Linked DNA regions of Homo sapiens: region 1 is linked to region 2. A link is a contact called in ENCODE Hi-C or POLR2A ChIA-PET data. All regions are on one chromosome and are shown on one strand. The core of a region is the stretch at or near the end of the contact, and the rest is flanking DNA. Distances in the headings are between cores, read along the strand shown.

Region 1 (4,557 bases), core at 837-3,336, 59 kb before region 2:
CTAGAGGGGGCAAAATGATTGCCCCAAACACGAGCTGTGGTTCTTGAAGACGTCTTTGCTAAATGAAGACACTGATCATGGTGTTTCTTAAGAGAGTTTTAGAAGAGGTGGATTGGGGAGTCAGGGATGTTTGCCCTGGTTTACCTGGGGGCCTTGAATTTTAACTTAGTTCATGGTCTGCTTCTGTTTGCCCATGGTCCCCGTAAATGGGTCTTCTGCAAACTTATCCCATCGCCCACCTACAAACATGAGAAGTTAGCTCAGGTCCTTCTTGTGAAAGCTGTAATACTCTTTGGAGCAGAGAGCTCCTGTCTTTTCTTTCTAGAGTGGTTGTATTTATACTCATTGTCATCTAAGTACATGCTCTGTTTGCTAGAAGGAATTAAGATCCTGTAATGGTCCTTTTAACATTTAAATTAGGATACTTTTATCTCTGCAGGCTTCCTGCCTCCTCTCCACCAGTGCTCAAAGGTGGACTTTAATTGACCTCCAAGTGGCAGTGACTGTTTCCAACATCCCTTAATTCTCCAGAGTCAGAGTTTGTGTTATTGGCATAAATAAGGTCAATAAGCCCTCGGCTGGGGCTTTGTCCATTATCTCTAACTGGGTGTTGAGTCTTAGGAAGGACCTGCACATCCTCACCTTGGATGCAATTGAAAGCACTTTGCCTATTGTGTACCGTCTAATTTAGAATTCAGAGACAAACTGGGCTTTAACTTTTCACCAAGTAAAATGAGATAAAAGCCCTTGTTAAACCAAAGAATTCTGTAAACAGTGCTGGGATATGTTGACCTTTTTAAAGAAACTAATCTATTAACAAACCATTTTTTAAGTCACCTTATTGCTTCATACTGTATGGATCCACTGTAAAATCGTAGTGTTCAGCACAGTATAAATATACGTAAGTGCAAGCATATTATCATGATTATTAACATAGCTGCTGTCCTAGAGACTGCTCTTGGTAGGCGAGAGGTCAGGGTTGGACATGCAGGCAGGGAAATAGCGGACCAGCTCCCTTTGGGAGAACACAGAGAGTGGCAAGAACAAGAGGGTACTGAGGAATACTTTGGACAGGTGGAGGAGGAACAGAGCAGGAGGAGGGCCAGGAGGCAGAAAAGTCCAGGAGCTCAGGAAGTGGGAAATTCCAAGGAGTGAGGGGTCAGCAGAGTAAAACGCAGCAAAGTCATTGAGCTCCGTTAGATCGGGAGACAGTGGAGCGGGCAGCCTTGCCTGAGACACCTGACGGATGCACACAAGGAAACCAAGGCTTGCAGCGATTCAGCATTGGGTCCGTGGCTGAGTTACAACAAGGGACCAGGGGTGGTGGTCGTTCGCAGTTTTCTACTCAGTCTCCTTCTGACTTGTGAGAGATTAGTTCCTCTGATATGACTGTGTTTATAGTACCCTATTATACAGATCACGTGTTCTTGTTTTTTGTAATTTAACAATTTCTCATTTCATTAGTCTCTTATTCAGGTCCGTAAAGTCATGGATGAAGTAAAGTGTTGCATTTTGCACATTAGGTTCCTTATTTACAATTTTAAACTTAGGTGCAACACAAAATTTTCACAGGCAAAGAATAAACAGGATTCCTATGAAGAGGTCATCTGAAAAGCCCTTGACAGCAACCTTTAGATTATAGACAACGACAATTGTTCTTTTAATTTTTAACTTCTGACTATGATATATGAACTTGCCTTTATTTGAGAAAGAGGTTAGTGTCTTAGTTATTTGGTGCTCTGTGTTTCATTTTATTTGACCAAATAACACATTTTGTTGAATTTCAGGGTAGACAGAGAAAATGCATGGCATATGTATTAATTTGATGAAGCTGCCCTATAAAGTCCCACAGCCTGGACAGCCTCAACAGCAGGTGTGTGTCACCTGGCAGTCCTGGGGGCTGGAAGGCTGAGAGGAAGGTGTTGGCAAGGCTGGTTCCCTCTGAGGGTGGTGAGGGAGAATCCCTTCATGCCTCTCCAGCTTCTGGTGGATGCTGGTGATCTTTGGCGTTCTTTGGCTTGTGGATGTATCACCCGACACCTTCATGTTTTCTGGGCATTCTGCCTGTGTGCATGCCTGTGTCCACGTGTCCCCTTTTCATGAGGACACCAGTCACACAGGGTTGTGGTGCCCACCCTACTCCAGAGTGACCTCATCTTAACTAGGTCTGCAACAACCTCATTTTCAAATAAAGTCACATTCTGAAGCATTGGAGATTAGGATGTCAGCATCTGAATATTGTGGGGTCTGCAGGGACACAATTCAACCTGTAACAGCATGTTAGACTACAGCATGGGAAGATCCTCTGAGGCTGAAGTTAGGGAACCTGTCCTCAACATTGACACTCACAGCGTTGGCCTTTATCTTGTTCTCCATCGAAAAAAGACATTGCAGTGAACAATGTCTCATTCCAACAATAACTTCTTCGTATTTTAATCAACGAGTGAACTAGCCAAGTCATTTAATATGGGGACAGAAATAGGAAACAAAGAACTCAGTTAAGGTAAAAGGGATGGCAGGAAAGAGGGAAATGAAGGTGAAAAGGCAAAGATAAAATACAAACGAGAAGAAACAGCAATGAGGTTATTTTGGAAACTGGTTGACCCAACAGGTCAGTGTTTGTGATATGGTGGATTCCTAGCATTCATGGCATTAATCCTGCACTTAATACACATGAGGAACAAGGGTGCAGCTCTTGGTGTGACTGCAGAGATGTTTCCGTTTGTTGTGAGCACCTCCCTTCTTGGTCTGAAATGGGCACTTTCTCTGGGGTTGCAGGCTTTACCAGTAGGACAGGCAGCTAGCTCATGGTATAGCCCGGCCAGCAAGCCTGCCCCAGCCCAACTCAGGATCAGCTCTCCATGGGTCCAGCTCCAGGTGTGCAGCATGTGCCCTTAAAGGCCAAGGGTTCATTTAAAGCAGTAATCCCCAACCTTTTTGGCACCAGGGACCGGTTTCGTGGAAGACAGTTGTTCCATGGACGAGGAGGTGAGGGTGGGGATGGTTTCAGGATGAAACTGTACCACCTCATATCCTCAGGCATTAGTTAGATTTTCATAAAGAGAGCACAACCCAGATTCCTCGCATGCACAGTTCACAATAGGGTTTACTCTCCTATGAGAATCTAATGCCGCCGGTGATCTGACAGGAGGTGGAGCTCAGGCTCACTCACCCTCCACTCACCTCCTGCTGTGCGGCCCAGTTCCTAACAGGCCATGGACTGTTATGGTCTGGGGGTTGGGGACCCCTGATTTAGAGGACAGTCTGGGCATGGGCTGGACATGGGGAGGGGAAATGTCTTGTTCCATGGTTAAAGTGCAGGTGATTTTACCAGCCACCACATCTCCTAGAGTAGAAATCTCTAGTTTTTGGAGATGCTTTCATTGTTTGTATTTAGTAGCAGATGTCAGAAGGCATAAAAATACATGATAAATGCTATTTAGTTGAGCAAACTAGGTTTACAGGCTGTACTACCTGTAGATAACCACATATGCTGTACAGTACGTGCCTTGAATAGATATCCCTTGAAACCCTGAAGTGGGTGTCTTTGTTGGAAAAAGACAGTTGATTCACGGAGGAGAAACAAGCCACAGCCGAGGTTTTGTAAAGAAAGTAGCAGCCCCTTTATGTCGTAATTTGGTATTTACGGTTTTGCTCGAAGAATTTTTAGGGGTACCCCTTCTAGCTCCCACCAATCGCCATGCCAGCAATTTAAAGGTGCTAACCTTTAAAAGAAGACACTAATACTGAGCCAGCTCATTTGTGCAGCTTCAGGCAGGAGCCAGAGCGTGGTGGTTTCTTTCTACAGACCAGGGGCCTCACAGAACCACACTTCCTCTCTCCCGACGTGTTTCGTGGGTAAAGTGGATGCTTGCTTTGTGTGTTTTTCAGATCTAAGTCCGTGTTTGTCAAGTATGGCATCATGGAGTCATCTTACTCACAGATGGTCTACTGTATATTTCACAATTCATGTTTTATATGCTATTCACATAAAAAGCTCAGAATTCGGAGACTTGAACCCCTCCTGTCACTTTTATACTTTCGTGTAAAAGATATCTCAGATTTCTTCTAGTATTAGACATTTTTATTTTAAATTTTTTTCTCTATTGTATATGATGACATTTCCAGAATTAAAAGCTTTTGCATACATTCTATTTCTTCTTAGAAACAGGTCATATACTGTTAGACCCTGGTTGACAAGAAGAAATGTAGCATTAAATTGCAGTGTGTTTCAAGTCAAATGTTTTAATGCCACAACTTCTGAAATGTAGAGTAATTTTAAACAAATATTTGAGTATCTACACTGTGCTGGATAAGTATTTAGCTACAGTATTATTCTGTCACGTCCTTTTATATATTACAAAATGTTCATTCCTATCAGCAATTTTAATACTGAAAACCAGAAACAATATATCCTATTATAAGAAAAATCTCATTTATTAAAATTAAAAATTATCACGCAAGTTCACTAGAGATGGCAATTTGCAATACAAAAAAAGGCTTTCGTGAAAAAAATGTCTTCAGGGAGTAGATCTTTTAGGTGTTAAAGATAATTAC
Region 2 (5,250 bases), core at 665-3,164:
TCATCACCATCACTACCACCAACACTACTGCCAGTACTTCTGCTGCCACTATCACCACCACCACCACTATCACCACCATCGCACCTATAGCATCACAACCACAACAACTCAGAGCTTCAAAAGACTCCAGTTGGGAGATTCTTGCCTTTTTACCACGTTCTACCTTCAGCCTCACCTTCTCTGTCTGAGTTGCCTCTGTCCCATGCTCACTGTCTTTCTGCCTTTCAGTCCACCAGCTATGTCTATAGATTAAGAAGGGAATTTGCAAGTACACTTCAGCAACCTTGCTTTACTCTAATTTAAAAAACAATTTTTAATTTTTATCATTTGCTTTATAAATAACAAGAGATGTTAATTAGTTTGACTCATTAAATTTAAAACAATTGTTATAAATTTGGAGTGTTTGATTAAATTTCCTTAATTATACACAGTGCTTACGCTGCTGCTCTGGAGAGCAGGGGAGTTTCTGGGGAACGTTCTTCTCTCCTCCTTATGCCTTTTCTTCTTCCTCCTCACCCTCATGGCTCCAGGTCCATGCCCAGGGAGCATGTTAGCATGTTGTCAGGTCTCAAAGTATCTGAAAAGATTGTCTTCTCTGTGGCCAGGCTGCTTAGAGGCAGCCTGATATAAACTGTAAAAAGGGGGAGAGTGTTTCTCTGTGTCCTCTGCATCCACTCTTCATGCATTTGCTCCAAACCAAATCTGCTCTTAGGAAGGGATCAGACGAACCTGTTTAGAGTGAGGTAGCAATGATAGGTTAGCAGTGGGTAAACCACATAAATGAAACTTTAAATGAGGAATTCCACCTTGTTAAAGAAGTAAGGTGGGCCAGGCACAGTGGCTCACGCCTGTAATTCCAGCACTTTGGGGGGCCAAGGCAGGCGGATCATGAGGTCAGGAGATCGAGACCATCCTGGCTAACGTCCTGAAACCCTGTCTCTACTAAATATACAAAAAAAAAAAAAAAAAAAAAAATTAGCTGGCTGGGTGTGGTGGCACATGCCTGTAGTCCCAGCTACTCGGGAGGCTGAGGCAAAAGAATCACTTGAACCTGGGAGGCGGAGGTTGCAGTGAGCTGAGATCACCCTGCTGCACTCCAGCCTGGGCAACAGAGTGAGACTCCGTCTAAAAAAAAAAAAAAAAAAAGGAAGCAAGGTGGTATGGAGGTATGGAGAGAGTAACATAACCGCCTCTGAATATACTCCCAAAGGCCACTTACTAGTAATCCATGTATTTTGTACCTCTAAGCCCTTCTTCTTTTCCATCTCCTTAACCTGCCGTTTTCTCAAGCTCAAAGCTGGTCTCCTGCAGGAAACAATGCTGATTCCTTGTGCTACCCCTGCCAGTGCCCTGACCACAGGCTGCTCACATTGTTTGATTGTGAATTGGTGCCCTTCTTCCTTTTCCCCATTCTCCTTGCCCCAGACTGTTGTCTTCTCATCAGCAGGATGGCTCAATCACGACCCTGTCTCCCTAGTATCTGACACAGTGGTATTCAGAAAATGCTTTTGGACGAAAGTGAATTGTGTTTTTGTTATTTGAAAAGGACTGTATTTTAAAAACATGCAAAACATGATAACTTTTTCCAAAAGATAGGTGAGAGGTGGTTCATTCTCTTCTCCTTGAATTTGCTTATTTCTTAGACTCCCCACAACCCTGGAGACATATCAGTAGTTTGGATAGTTTTTTAAAAATAAGAATAAAACATTTTGATGATTCTAGTCAAGGGATACAATTGGCTTCATATACCCTTGCCTAAAAGTCTCCTCCATGGGAAATGCAGTTTGCTTGGAGCGAGTGCTCCAAGCAAACTGCATTTCATCAGATTTCATCAGGCTGCATGTGGATGAGTGCAGTGGGAAGGAGGTCATCCCCCCCTGGCTGGCTGGGTCTGCTGAATCAACCTGTGACTCAGCCAGAGGGCAGGCTGTCCTGGCTCCAGCACCTTTCTCACCAGTAGGGCAGCCTAGGGAGAGATTGGAGCAGGCTAATGAATGGGTAGCACTTGATAAAAATAGTGACATCAGTAGCCCTCGCTGGGCAACTTTAGAATCTTATCATTTTTTATTTTTTTATTCACTTCTCTATCTTCCATTCCACAATTCTAGGTTACATAGGTCTGCTTTGTGTGTGAGCTGTGGAAAGAGACTGATTTCTATCCTTTGTCAGTTGGGGGCTGTAAAAAATTATAACAGCTGAGACTTTATTCCAGAATTCTCCTTATGGTTCTCTCTGTCTGACTGGGAAATAGCTTGCCTTATTTCATTTATTCCTGTTTTGCCTCTGGGGCTCATGTTAACTACTTCTCACTACTGGGCTTGTCAGACATCAGGGTTTAAGAGGTGCCACCACTTCTTGGCTCCAGGATAGCTCCTGTTCTCTGGGCAGAGCTGAGTAAGGTACTTTGGACATTGCTGTTCCTTTTACACAGTGTGTCTTTATGACATTGTTTTGATGATCAAACTCTTATCCTAAGTTTCTTGATCTTTAAAAGAGTTAACCTAGTCATAATATTCACCATCAGTGTCTTTCTCCAAGGGGCATTGTGAGGATAATTAAGGGACATATAGGTGAAATGTTTTGAGCTCAATGGAAGAGAAAAGCCATCGGGCTCATAGATGTTACTTTTATTTAGTTTCATGCTGTTACCGTATGATCAAGAATAGATGAATTTTGGAAATGATGACAGTTTCATGTTTAGACGTCTATTTCTACTTAACCACCATAATTGGCCTTGGCTGGAGCTCTACAAGATACCGCAATTTATAGATTAAAAACAAATAAGTGAGAAATGATCAAAAATGTTTTCACTACATTTTTTATTTGCTATTTTTTTTAATTCTAAAAATAAATAGGCCCTTTAAAAGGAGTTGATTAAAAAGGTTTATTTTCTGGGAATGTTATGCATCTGCAACAAATGATAAATAATATTGAAGCAGTTGGCTACCTCCACTTTCATGCAAAATAAATAAATACATTTGGTGACATACATTTGAGGAATGTGATTTTTGTAATTTTTATGGAAATAGGAGCAACTTTGCAGATGATAGAAATTTTTACCATCTGCTAGTAACAAAGAAACATAACTCATAACGTGCAACACATTTTGAGTTTAATGTATATGTTGGCATGCCGGGAATTGGAATTCTCTTAGACCTAAGTCAGCCATCCCAGGGGAAGCTGACCTGACTTTCAGCTTGTCAGGCGAAAGCTTTCTTTGCTTTTAAAGCATGATCTTCACATTGCTCAAATGGCAGGGGGACGAAGAGGGCTAAGCTTTCATGGCAAGAGATGAAGAGAAAGGCACTCTGCAGGCTGGTGAGCACCGGCACAATTTTCACTTGTAATTAGTGGGATGGGGGCTCACTGTCGAGAAGCTACTGTCTTTATGAGTCAAAACATTTAGTATTGGTAGAAAGGTGAGAGTTCAGACACTTAGGGAGATACAGGGGGTGGGAAGCCCAGCCTTTCTCTTACAGTGACATCTGCTTTAAGCAAGTGACATTTTAGCTCCCTAGCCATGAAATGATATGTGGTGGGGGGCTTGTGCTTCTAGTTAAAGAGAAGGAATGGGTAGGTTAGTTTTAAGAAGCAGCTCAGTGGAGGCTACAGAGCTACCCACCAAGGAAGGAGGAGAGAAACCAAAGGGAAGGCATTGCCTTTCTTTTTGAGTTTCCTTTCCTCTCCTTTGAAGAAGTGGGGACGTTGCCATTTTGAGTCATTCTGGGTTCATCTTATGGTGTGGAAGCATGGCACGAGCATGATGGCAGGCCCCTGAAAAGACGACTAGTGGATTTCTATTAGAAGATTATGAGTAAGTGGTCCTGAGGGTGTTCACTCCTTCTTGGTAGTAGGAGCTGTAGGCTGGTTATGCGGGTAGAACTTCATTAGTGGATTTTATCTAGCAATCTGGATGCTTTATAAAGCATCTTGGAGTGCTTTGGGGTATCCTTCAGCTTAAAGGGGTTGGGGGATGAGGCAGGTTTAGTTAAAGAGGAGCATCTTTTCTCTCACCTCCAACATTTTCAGAGTAGGACATGACTCATAACTCCCAGACCCTGGAAATGTATTGGGTCTGATATCTGCCTAATTAATTTTGGTTTTTATCCTATTGCCTTTGTCTTAAACATTTAAGCCACACTGAAAAATAAGTGGAGTTTATGAATCTGTTTTCATGGCTGCATCTACTGTTGTCCCTTCCTTTGTTCAGCTTGCCTCCCGTTCTGACCCTCCGGGATCTTGGATTCTTTCCCCTCGGCTTCTGGAAAATATGCTGACAGACTCATGCACGCTAAGATACTCAAGGCTAATCAGGTTTAAAGTGTTTCAGCTTCTTGTGGTGTTTATATTTCTTGCAGGGGTGAAGACATCTTAAACCAGAGGAATGACTCTCTAGTTGTGGAATTTCAGTCATCAGCCAGCAGATGCAGGAGGTATTATTTTGGGCATGGGGGCCTTCTGAGAAGCCCAGAAATCATTCTCAATGACCACCTGCCTGCTCCATCTTACATGAGGCCACTTCGTGCATCACACCAGTCTTGTGTGTCTGGTTGGGTTGACCTGACTGAGGGCAGCAAGCATGTGTGTGGGAGTCCCTGCTATGTATGGGAAAAGGGGAGAGTTATGATGCATGCTGTGCAAGCTTTTTTTTCTTTTGAGAGGGAGTCTCGCTTTGTCGCCCAGGCTGGAGTGCAGTGGCGCAATCTCGGCTCACTGCAAGCTCCGCCTCCCGGGTTCGTGCCGTTCTCCTGCCTCAGCCTCCCGAGTAGCTGGGACTACAGGTGCCCACCACCGCCCCTGGCTAATTTTTTGTATTTTTAGTAGAAATGGGGTTTCACCGTGTTAGCCAGGATGGCCTCGATCTCCTGACCTCGTGATCCACCCATCTCGGCCTCCCAAAGTGCTGGGATTACAGGCATGAGCCACAGCGCCCGGCTGCTTTTTGTTTTCTAACTGCAGGTGTCAATATTGTTCCAAAAGCTAGAAGTGCATAATGAAACTAGAATTCTCCTGTTGATTAAAGGCTACTTCATATCCATCTGCAGTGTGGGTCATATATCCTCAGAGCAGTCTCCATTTTAAATCCATGGAATGTTCCTGAAAGCCGGGGTTTCATATTACAAATGTCCACAAGCAGGGCAGGACCATCATACCCTCTACTGGGAACTGGAAGTCTGGTTCTGTGAATAAGAGTGTCTTTCCCATCTCCTGCTTTCCTTAGGCTGGTCACTGTCACCACAGCCACCCCAG

What was found. A loop is a pair of places that touch in the nucleus more often than their neighbours do. ChIA-PET counts read pairs that join two places held with the same protein, here RNA polymerase II (POLR2A). Pooled maps may share reads with other maps.
Region 1: a loop to region 2 is called in a map of cardiac septum, with 2.3 times the contacts of the local background. The contact joins two enhancer-like sites. A Hi-C loop is called at or near these places in 1 of 168 maps with a recorded cell type or tissue (cardiac septum) and 3 of 50 pooled maps. POLR2A ChIA-PET finds 5 or more read pairs at or near these places in 3 of 52 experiments (Panc1, activated CD4-positive, alpha-beta T cell and activated naive CD4-positive, alpha-beta T cell).

What each region holds. Positions count from the first base shown.
Region 1 is chr2:100,070,815-100,075,371 of GRCh38, reverse strand. All of the region lies in intron 4 of AFF3 (ALF transcription elongation factor 3), which reads left to right. Among named protein-coding and RNA genes, the nearest start is that of AFF3, 69 kb to the left of the region's middle. Within about 2 kb of position 2,086, at least 2 of the 41 ENCODE cell types and tissues checked have a DNase peak (open chromatin) inside an H3K27ac peak, as active enhancers do.
Region 2 is chr2:100,010,680-100,015,929 of GRCh38, reverse strand. All of the region lies in intron 4 of AFF3 (ALF transcription elongation factor 3), which reads left to right. Among named protein-coding and RNA genes, the nearest start is that of AFF3, 130 kb to the left of the region's middle. Within about 2 kb of position 1,914, at least 2 of the 41 ENCODE cell types and tissues checked have a DNase peak (open chromatin) inside an H3K27ac peak, as active enhancers do.